2 separate regions of the Homo sapiens genome follow, and region 1 is linked to region 2. The links are chromatin loops, found by intact Hi-C in ENCODE. Cell type or tissue: natural killer cell. All regions are shown on one strand. Region 1 has its middle 110 kb from the start of SLC9A9-AS1. Region 2 overlaps SLC9A9 (solute carrier family 9 member A9).

Evidence for each region. A loop is a pair of places that touch in the nucleus more often than their neighbours do. Peaks named below come from ENCODE experiments on the same cell type or tissue, not always from the same donor. Only the 100,000 strongest peaks of a DNase experiment are listed, where the experiment ranks them.
Region 1: a loop joins it to region 2, with 5 times the contacts of the local background. A loop is called at or near these places in 2 of 110 quality-filtered maps.

Annotation. Positions count from the first base shown.
Region 1 is chr3:143,233,379-143,237,378 of GRCh38, forward strand. No RefSeq gene overlaps it. Among named protein-coding and RNA genes, the nearest start is that of SLC9A9-AS1, 110 kb to the right of the region's middle. In natural killer cell, no CTCF peak of the experiment used is centred here; no DNase peak of the experiment used is centred here; H3K27ac peaks cover 2,793 bases.
Region 2 is chr3:143,299,615-143,303,614 of GRCh38, forward strand. The region is part of intron 14 of SLC9A9 (solute carrier family 9 member A9); the gene reads right to left. Among named protein-coding and RNA genes, the nearest start is that of SLC9A9-AS1, 41 kb to the right of the region's middle. In natural killer cell, no CTCF peak of the experiment used is centred here; no DNase peak of the experiment used is centred here; H3K27ac peaks cover 2,520 bases.

The DNA.
Region 1 (4,000 bases), 66 kb before region 2:
TGCCCCTGTCGGCAAGTCCTATATTATAACTAAAAAATATGTCACGAAAGTGTCCATTTTTCTCCATCTCTACTGCCACCACTGCAGTTTCCGGAACAGTGGTGACATCCCCCAAAGAACTAATTTTCAGACCACAGCCAGTGATCTTTTAAAAATTTAATTTGAATTATATTATTCGACTTTTTAGAGACTTTTAATGGCATGGCTTTCCTTTGTATTTAAAATAAAATTCAAACTTTTAGATAGCTTAAAGCTCTCTACTATGTGGGCCCCCTCACCATTTTCCTGTTCTTTCTTTTCCTCCATGTCCTCATTCAGCCACACACTCTGGCTGCTTTAGTGTGGCCCAAATGTCAAATGTCAAATTTCCACCCCAGTCCTGTTTTAGGGTGTCTTTCCGCATACACGATAGTTCATTGTTTGATTGCCAGTATATAGAACAATATTTTTAGGATCTTATAAATTTCATTGAACCTCAATACCTGTTGTTGCAAACACATACTTAACTGAGTTGAAAGGATGGCAATATAAACAGCAGTGACCACATTTGCCGCTCAGAGGCAATGACAACCATACCATAATTGCCTTGATTCTAAGGCCAGGTTCTTTCTACCTCAGGGCCTTTTTACATGCTGTTACGTCCCCTGAAATGTCCTCCTCCCTGCTCTCTGAATAGCATCTTTTCATTGTTTAGGTCTCGGTTGAAATATAACTGTCTCAGAAATGTCATTTCTTTTTCTTTTCTTTTTTCTTTTTTTTTTTTGAGACGGAGTCTCACTCTTGTCACCCAGGCTGGAGTGCAGTGGTGCGATTTTGGCTCACTGCAACCTCCGCCTCCTGGGTTCAAGCAATTCTCCTGCCTCAGCCTCCTGAGTAACTAGGATTACAGGTGCCCGCCACCACGCCTGGCTAATTTTTGTATTTTTAGTAGAGATGGGGTTTCACCATGTTGGCCAGGCTGGTCTCAAACTCCTGGGCTCAGGTGATCTGCCCACCTTGGCCTCCCAAAGTGCTGGGATTACAGGCGTGAGCCACCGCGCCCAGCCTAGAAATGTCCTTTCTTATTGTGTGATTTACTTTAGAATTCCTTCCCTCTTCTCTCTTACAGCACCTTATTTTATTTCCTGTACACATTATAGTTTGTAAGAATTCATTTGCTTGTTTGCTTGTCTTCCATCTGCCCCACCAGATTATTGGTTTCATGAGGGCAGGTTCTGACTGTTAGGTCAGTAAAACTTTGTTGATAGAATGTATGAATTACTAGGTTGGTGTAAAAGTAATTGTGGTTTTTGCCATTACTGTAATACAAGACTGTATTCTAGTTTTATCTGTTGGAGTCATTCAGAAACAATGTCATCCCTCTTGTACAGGCTGCTCCTTCAATTCCTGGAAGAGACTCTGCTCCCCTATCCCAAACAAAAGTTCTTTTTCCCATGAGATAAAATATTTTCAACCCTCTCTTTCTCACATGATTTTGATGTTACTTTATCATTCTGGCAATTTATTCAACAAATGTATTCAATAAAATTACGAATACCAGATTGTTCTTTTGGACAGGTTCCAGCTGTATTTTGTCAATGTTTTTTTTAATATGTGACTCCCTCATCCCTCAAGAAATGTGAGGTCCATAGAGTTGAACAAACTCTAGTAGATGTTGACTGTCCAGCTCAGTTGAGAGTTGACCATGCTTTCATATTCTTTATTTTAATGTCCATATTCTATTCATTCATCCCAAGTGGAAGTTTCACAAAGTCTAGATGAGAAGGTGGCTTCATGGCATTAGTGGGGACATGGGACTGTATCAATTACGGGTCTTTGGGTGCTAGCAACACAAAACTCAATTACTAACAATGGGCTGAACAATAAAGATGCTTAGTGTCTCCCATAACGAGAAGCTAAGGCTTTAGGCTTGGTTAAAAAGTGGCTCAGTGATGTCATCAAGGACCCAGTTCCCCCCTCTTTTCCTTCTCTGCCATCTTTAGTATGTGACTTGTCTTCAGGTAGGCTCCCTCATAGTTTCAAGTTGGCTAACGTAGCTCCAGGCATCACCAAGCCCAGAGTCTGTAGAAAAGAGGTTTCTTCTCATGCATCTTTTTTTCTTTTTTTTAAAGATCCCAGAAATCTTCCCCACCCTCTCACTCTCATCCCTTCTCATCTTATTGCTCAGAACTAGGTTACAGGCCCACTTCTAAAAAACCAGTGGGAAAGAGAAGAGATTGAGATCACCATGATGGGATCAATTCATGAAGATCCTCTGAGAAAGGCCAAGTCTCCTCTGAAGCACAAGACCCCTAAGCCTTGAATCAATTCAAAGTTCTGTTAGCAAGAAAAACAGGGTGGGGGATGGCAACCAACCACATCTGCTACAGGGTGGTCATGCCTTTTGGTGCTCGGAAGCTAGCTCTCTCTCAAAGTTAGCAAGTGGCTACTGTCTCATGAAATGAGAGCCACCCTTTTAAAATTCTCAAGTACTTTGAAGGGAGTTATGTGTTTTCCTGGGTGTGAAAGTTGTGGTCATACTACATTTTGTCAAACCTAAGAAACTATCTAGATGTACTACTACTTTATGAACCTCTAAGATTAAAAAGTTATTTTAAATTCTGACATAATGTCTTAACAGTAGTTGCATGACTCTTGAGTCTGGAATACTGGCCCCTTACTGCTTGGAAATTTCTTTCCTCTCTTGTGAGAGACCTGGCTATTACTCTTACTTTCCGTTGCATTGCTCGATGTGGAGCAAATGTAACTGCTTCATTTTTTGTGGATTTTTTGTTTTATTAGGTGTTATGAAACCATTTGTTGTTGCTTTGTGAGAAAGTATGAAATTGCATTTGTTCCTATAATAACAACAATTTGCCTCACAAATGTAAAATTTACCTCCCAGCCCTGTTCGTCTTTCTGCATACACAATAGCTCATTGTTTGAATGCCAACATGTAGGAGAACATTTTGAGGAACTTTTAAACATCACTGAACCCCAACACCCATTTCGCAACCACATATTTAACTCAGTTGAAACTATGACAATATGAACAGCGGTGACCAAGTTTGCCACTCAGACGCAATGACAACCATACCATGATTGCCTTGATTCTGAGGCATATTGTGATTTTAAAGATGTTAAAATGTGGGCAGAGAAGCTTGTGGTAGAATTGATAAAACATGGTACATCTGACAAGCTTGCGAGTCTGTGGCTTAATGAAAACTATCGATGGCTCCATGTCCCTCATTAACGCCTGAGAGAGCATGAGCACTGCAGCATGTGGAAAACGCAGAAGGCAGGTCACTCGTGGCATGAGTGGTTCTAATTAGATCAGCGAGACATGGAGCAAGGCTCTTTGCTGAGCTGGTTGTTCAACATGAGTGGTCACCACCAGTGCTTATAATTTTCTTATTGCTAATTGGACACATGCTTGTGTCTCTGTCACTTCCTGCATTTGTTTTCAGCTTCACTGCACTCTTCATCAAGGCAATAAGATTGTGCTAGAAAGGAAGGAGTGTGTGTTCGTGTGTATGTGTGTGGGAGAGTGAGAGAGAAAATGAGACATACATATACACAGAGAATGAGAAAATAAGCCCACACAAACAGAAATATTGGTCAGTCTTGTGTTTAGTGAAGAGAAGAAAAACACTCACCTTAAAAAAAATAAAAAAAACAATTCCTGAGCTGATTGGCTCCATGAGCTGATTGGCTCCAGTCAGCCATGTGAAATGAAGGAGGAAAACACAAATCCTTTGTGGGATTCTGTGGAAGGCTGCATCAGCACGGTTGCCCTCAAGGACCCCCTTTCTGAGATGAGGTCAGGCTCCTGCTGAGCCTGTGTCTGAACACCGCAAGCCGTGGAAAACAAAACCAGGCCCAAGCCCAGACCTCCCTGCTGAGATACAGATTTCCAGGAAAAAAAAAAAAAAAAAAAAAAAGAAAAGGAAAAAACATGTGAGAACCATCTTGTCTGATGTCGAGGAATTGAAAAGGCACTTTCTTTTTTGGTGATTCGCTG
Region 2 (4,000 bases):
TTGTATTTTTAGTAGAGATGGGGTTTCACCGTGTTAGCCAGGATGGTCTCGATCTCCTGACCTCTTGATCCGCCTGCCTTGGCCTCCCAAAGTGCTGGGATTACAGGCGTGAGCCACCACGTCCTGCCACACATTTTTATTCCTTACAAGTTTCCAGATGATACAAAGCTCCTGGTTATGGGCCCATACTTTGGAACCACTGCTTAGTGGGAGGAGGCATGCAGGCAGTTGGGACCCCTGGGTTCTGAGCCTTATCCTGGCTTTAAAGAGCTAGATGACCTCAGGTAGGTCACTTAAACTTTAGAAGACACAGTTTCTCTTTTGTCCAACAATTGGCAAAATGTATGATTTGGAAAAAGCATAATTTAGAGCAGAGATCGCTAATCTTTTCTCTATAGTGGGTGGCCATCCCAGACTCTATGTGAGGGCTGAGGGGAACAAATGTCTTGGCACTTGTAGCCCATTTGGAATGTTTGGCACACAGGTTGAGAAAGTCTGACTGAGTGGTTAAAAGCGTGTGCTTTTAAGTCCTGGAAGCATTAGTGTAAGTCCTCACTTTGCCTCTCCAGGTGGTATTTTAGCTGTTTCACCTAGGTCTGAGCCTCAGTTTGGTCATCTGTGAAAAGGGACAGAGTATTTGCACCTCTATCATAGGGTTGTGGTGAATATCAAGAGAGAATGCATGTAGAGCACTTGACATGCATATTAATTCTTATTAGCTGTTTTTATTTCTACTTCTAAAATTCTGTGATTTGCCCTCCTGCCCATTCTGCACCTCATTGGAAGAAGCAGATAAACCTCTTCAGTGTTTGGAAATGTATAAACTTTTTTAGGGGGAGTGAGGAGTGCTTTAAAGGAGTGCTTCTCAATGTTTAAAATGCATTCAGATGCCTGGGGATGTTGTTATAATAAAATGCAGATTCTGATTCAGTAGGCCTGGGGTGGGGCCTGAGATTCTGCATTTCTAAGCAGCTCTCAGGTGATGCCTATGCTCCTGATCCACAGAGCTATGCTATGAGTAAGGCTATGCTTTGAGCAATGGCTCTTAAACTCTATTGTACATCAGAATCTTTGGAGGGAACTTTTAAAAGCCCGGAGTCTGATTTGGTACAGGGTGAGGCCTGAGCATCAGGTTTTTTAAAAGTTTCTCAGCAGCCAAGTTGGAGTACCACTCTTTAAAGCACTCTTTAGTAAAACACAGGGAAAAGTTGAATTGATTTGTGTTCCAGAAGCTGGAAGTAATTAATTTCCCTTCAAATAGGTCCCCTTTTCCCTAGGAGATTTGCAGATTTGCACTGAACTATGGCCAAAATAAGAACCTTTTAAACCTTTATTTTAAAGGCAAAAACCTGTTTAACATCTGCATTCAGGAAGCTTTGTGGTCCAGTAGCTCAGAAATAGGCCCAGGAGAAACAGCATTCAGCCCCTAATCCTCACCACTACCACCTTCACCATGACCTTGGGAAATCTTTTCATGTGTATGTTTCCATATTTTCTCATTTGCAAAACTTGGCTAATCCTGCAGAACGGCCACAGGATGTGTGTATGGTCAGATGCAGCTTTAAAATCACTCCTGCTGCCCATCTCCCAAATTGTTCTGATTTGCTTACTAAATTTTGACATTTGCGCAAAATGCATACTTTGTAAGTCTTGGAAGTTGGTAATATTCAAACTATAGTCTTCTATCTCTCTCCCTCTTTTAATAGTACCAACTGCTTCCTCTTCTATTCACACATAGTTTAAGTTTAATGCACCCCAGAGCTGCAGAGAAATCAGCAAGAGGGCGGAAATGATTTTTTAAAAGCTGTGGCATGAAGATTGGCCTTGCAGGATTAGCCTTTTTCTTGGCCCTCTAGTGGAAAAGTCCACCTATACTTGAGGGTGGAGGTCATGCAGACAAAAAGCCTTCAGTAGGCAAGAGTAGAATGGAATAGCTGGGTGTTAGGGCCATCCTCTGCAGAAGATGAGACAGACGCATTCTCCAGCAGCAGTCCTTAAATGTTGGTGTGTATCAGAATCACCTGGGGATCTAGTGGAGCCCACAGTGACTCAGGCCTTTGAAGTAGTATAGGGCACAGTCCCTGTGTTTTTGCAGCTTCCCCTAGTGATTCTGACACTGACCAAAGTGTGAGAACCACTGTCCTAGAGTGTTCCGCTTTCCCTTGGTGTTTTTCAGTTAGTGTCTTCCCAACCACATTTCTAAGCCCACCCAAAGCTGAAAAGCTTTCTTTTTCTGGTGTGCAAAATACTAGTTGTATATGTTAATTTTCAAGCCACTCTTAATGTCAGTGGAGGTGTTTTTTATGAAACCAGGAGGGGCCAACCCTTGCAGAACTGCAGAGTGGAAATAAAAGAGGTTCAGAATCCTCATTATCTCAACTTGTCCTCCTTCACCCTAGGAAGAGTGAGAGGGTTGGGGAGAGAGGTGTTGCTAGCTGCTGGCCTGGTATATCTTACCTGGCACCTCTGCTAGGGGCTTTAAGACAGTGTTGTCCCACCTTTGTCACAGCGGGCCAGGAATCTTTTGCAACTCTGGATTGTGATGCAGAGGATGAGGAGCACGTTGCCTTGAGCATTAAAGCTATGGTGGGTGGGGGATGCTGGAGGCATCAGCCCCCATTTCCTCTGGATGATTGCCCTAGTATATACAGGCAATAGGCTTATACATCTTTTCTTCACTAGCACTCAGCATACTGCCCAGAATACAGTAGGTGCTTAATGAATGCTTGTCTAAAAAGATGGAAAATCGGGTAGCAGAGAAGAACCAAAAGATGCCAGAAAATAGAAAGAAAAAAACATTGAAGGTGAAAATGAGGTGTTTGTATTAATAAATATTAAGAGGAATGAATTAAAGGGCTGAAAAAGCCCAAGAAAGGAGATGCAGGAAAGGCTGGGAGTCCTGAATGAGGTTTGTGTGGAGTGGCGGGGAGGAGGAGAGAGCCCCTGAAACAGCCAGATAAGAAGGAAAAATAGCAGGAGGGAAGGAAATAAGAGCAGTGATGGAGGGACAGAGGAAAGCAGTAAAGAGCCAGGAAGATGGCGAGAGGGAGAGCTGGCAGAAAGGACAGATCCTCCAACCAGCCAGCAGGTTTGGTCTTATTCCTTACTGGGAACAGACAGAATGACTGCGTTTGACGAGGAGTGACTCAGGCTCAAGACAGGCAGAACTGGAGGATAAAGCCAGATGGGTACAAGTGAAGTGGGTCACTGTCAAGAATCATCACGTTTTCTGGAATTCGATGTTTTCAAATTGCATAATCCTCCTTGTTCTCAATTATCCTCCACAAGAGTGTGGAGTCCCTCCCACGTTACAAGTCCATCTCAGTTAAGCCCCAGACATGCACTTCTAACACCACGGAGGGCTTCTTGGCAGCCTTCCCTGCCCGCCCTCTCCACATCGTGCCCTTCCCCTGCAGAGGGACAACTGGCTCTCCAGGCATTTCCCTTCCGGACTTCCAGTGTGACACACACGCTCTGGCTGCTTTCCTGTCCCCAAAGACTCTTACTCCTCCAGGGCCACTGCCAGCCTAGTCACAGCCTTTGTACAAATTAGAGAGGCCCACCTGGATCATGGGCAGATGAGAACAAGGCACAGTCTGAGACTCAAAGAAGTAGCTGTGTGTTTGTGTTGGGGCTGGGGAGGGGTGTGTAGAGGAGTGTTCAGGGAAAGTTTCAAATAGAAAGTGATATCTGAACTGAGTTTCCAAAGGGGAACAAATGTTTTTCCTGTTCCAGGTGGGTTTTTTTCTTTTTCTTTTCTTTTTTTTTTTTTGAGGGAAGGAGGGAAGGAGGCAAGGCCTCTTGGGGGCTGGAACAGCATGTGCAAAGGAGCAGAGGTGTGAAACAGCATGCTATCCAATATTGCTGGTGTGTTCTTGCATGAGAGGCAGCAAGAGGAGGACTAAGTGATGAGAATGAGGTTAGACTAGGTAGGAAGGGCCAGGTGTCTGGTTTTAAGCAAGGGAAAGACACAGTGAGACTTGCATTTGAGGATGATTAC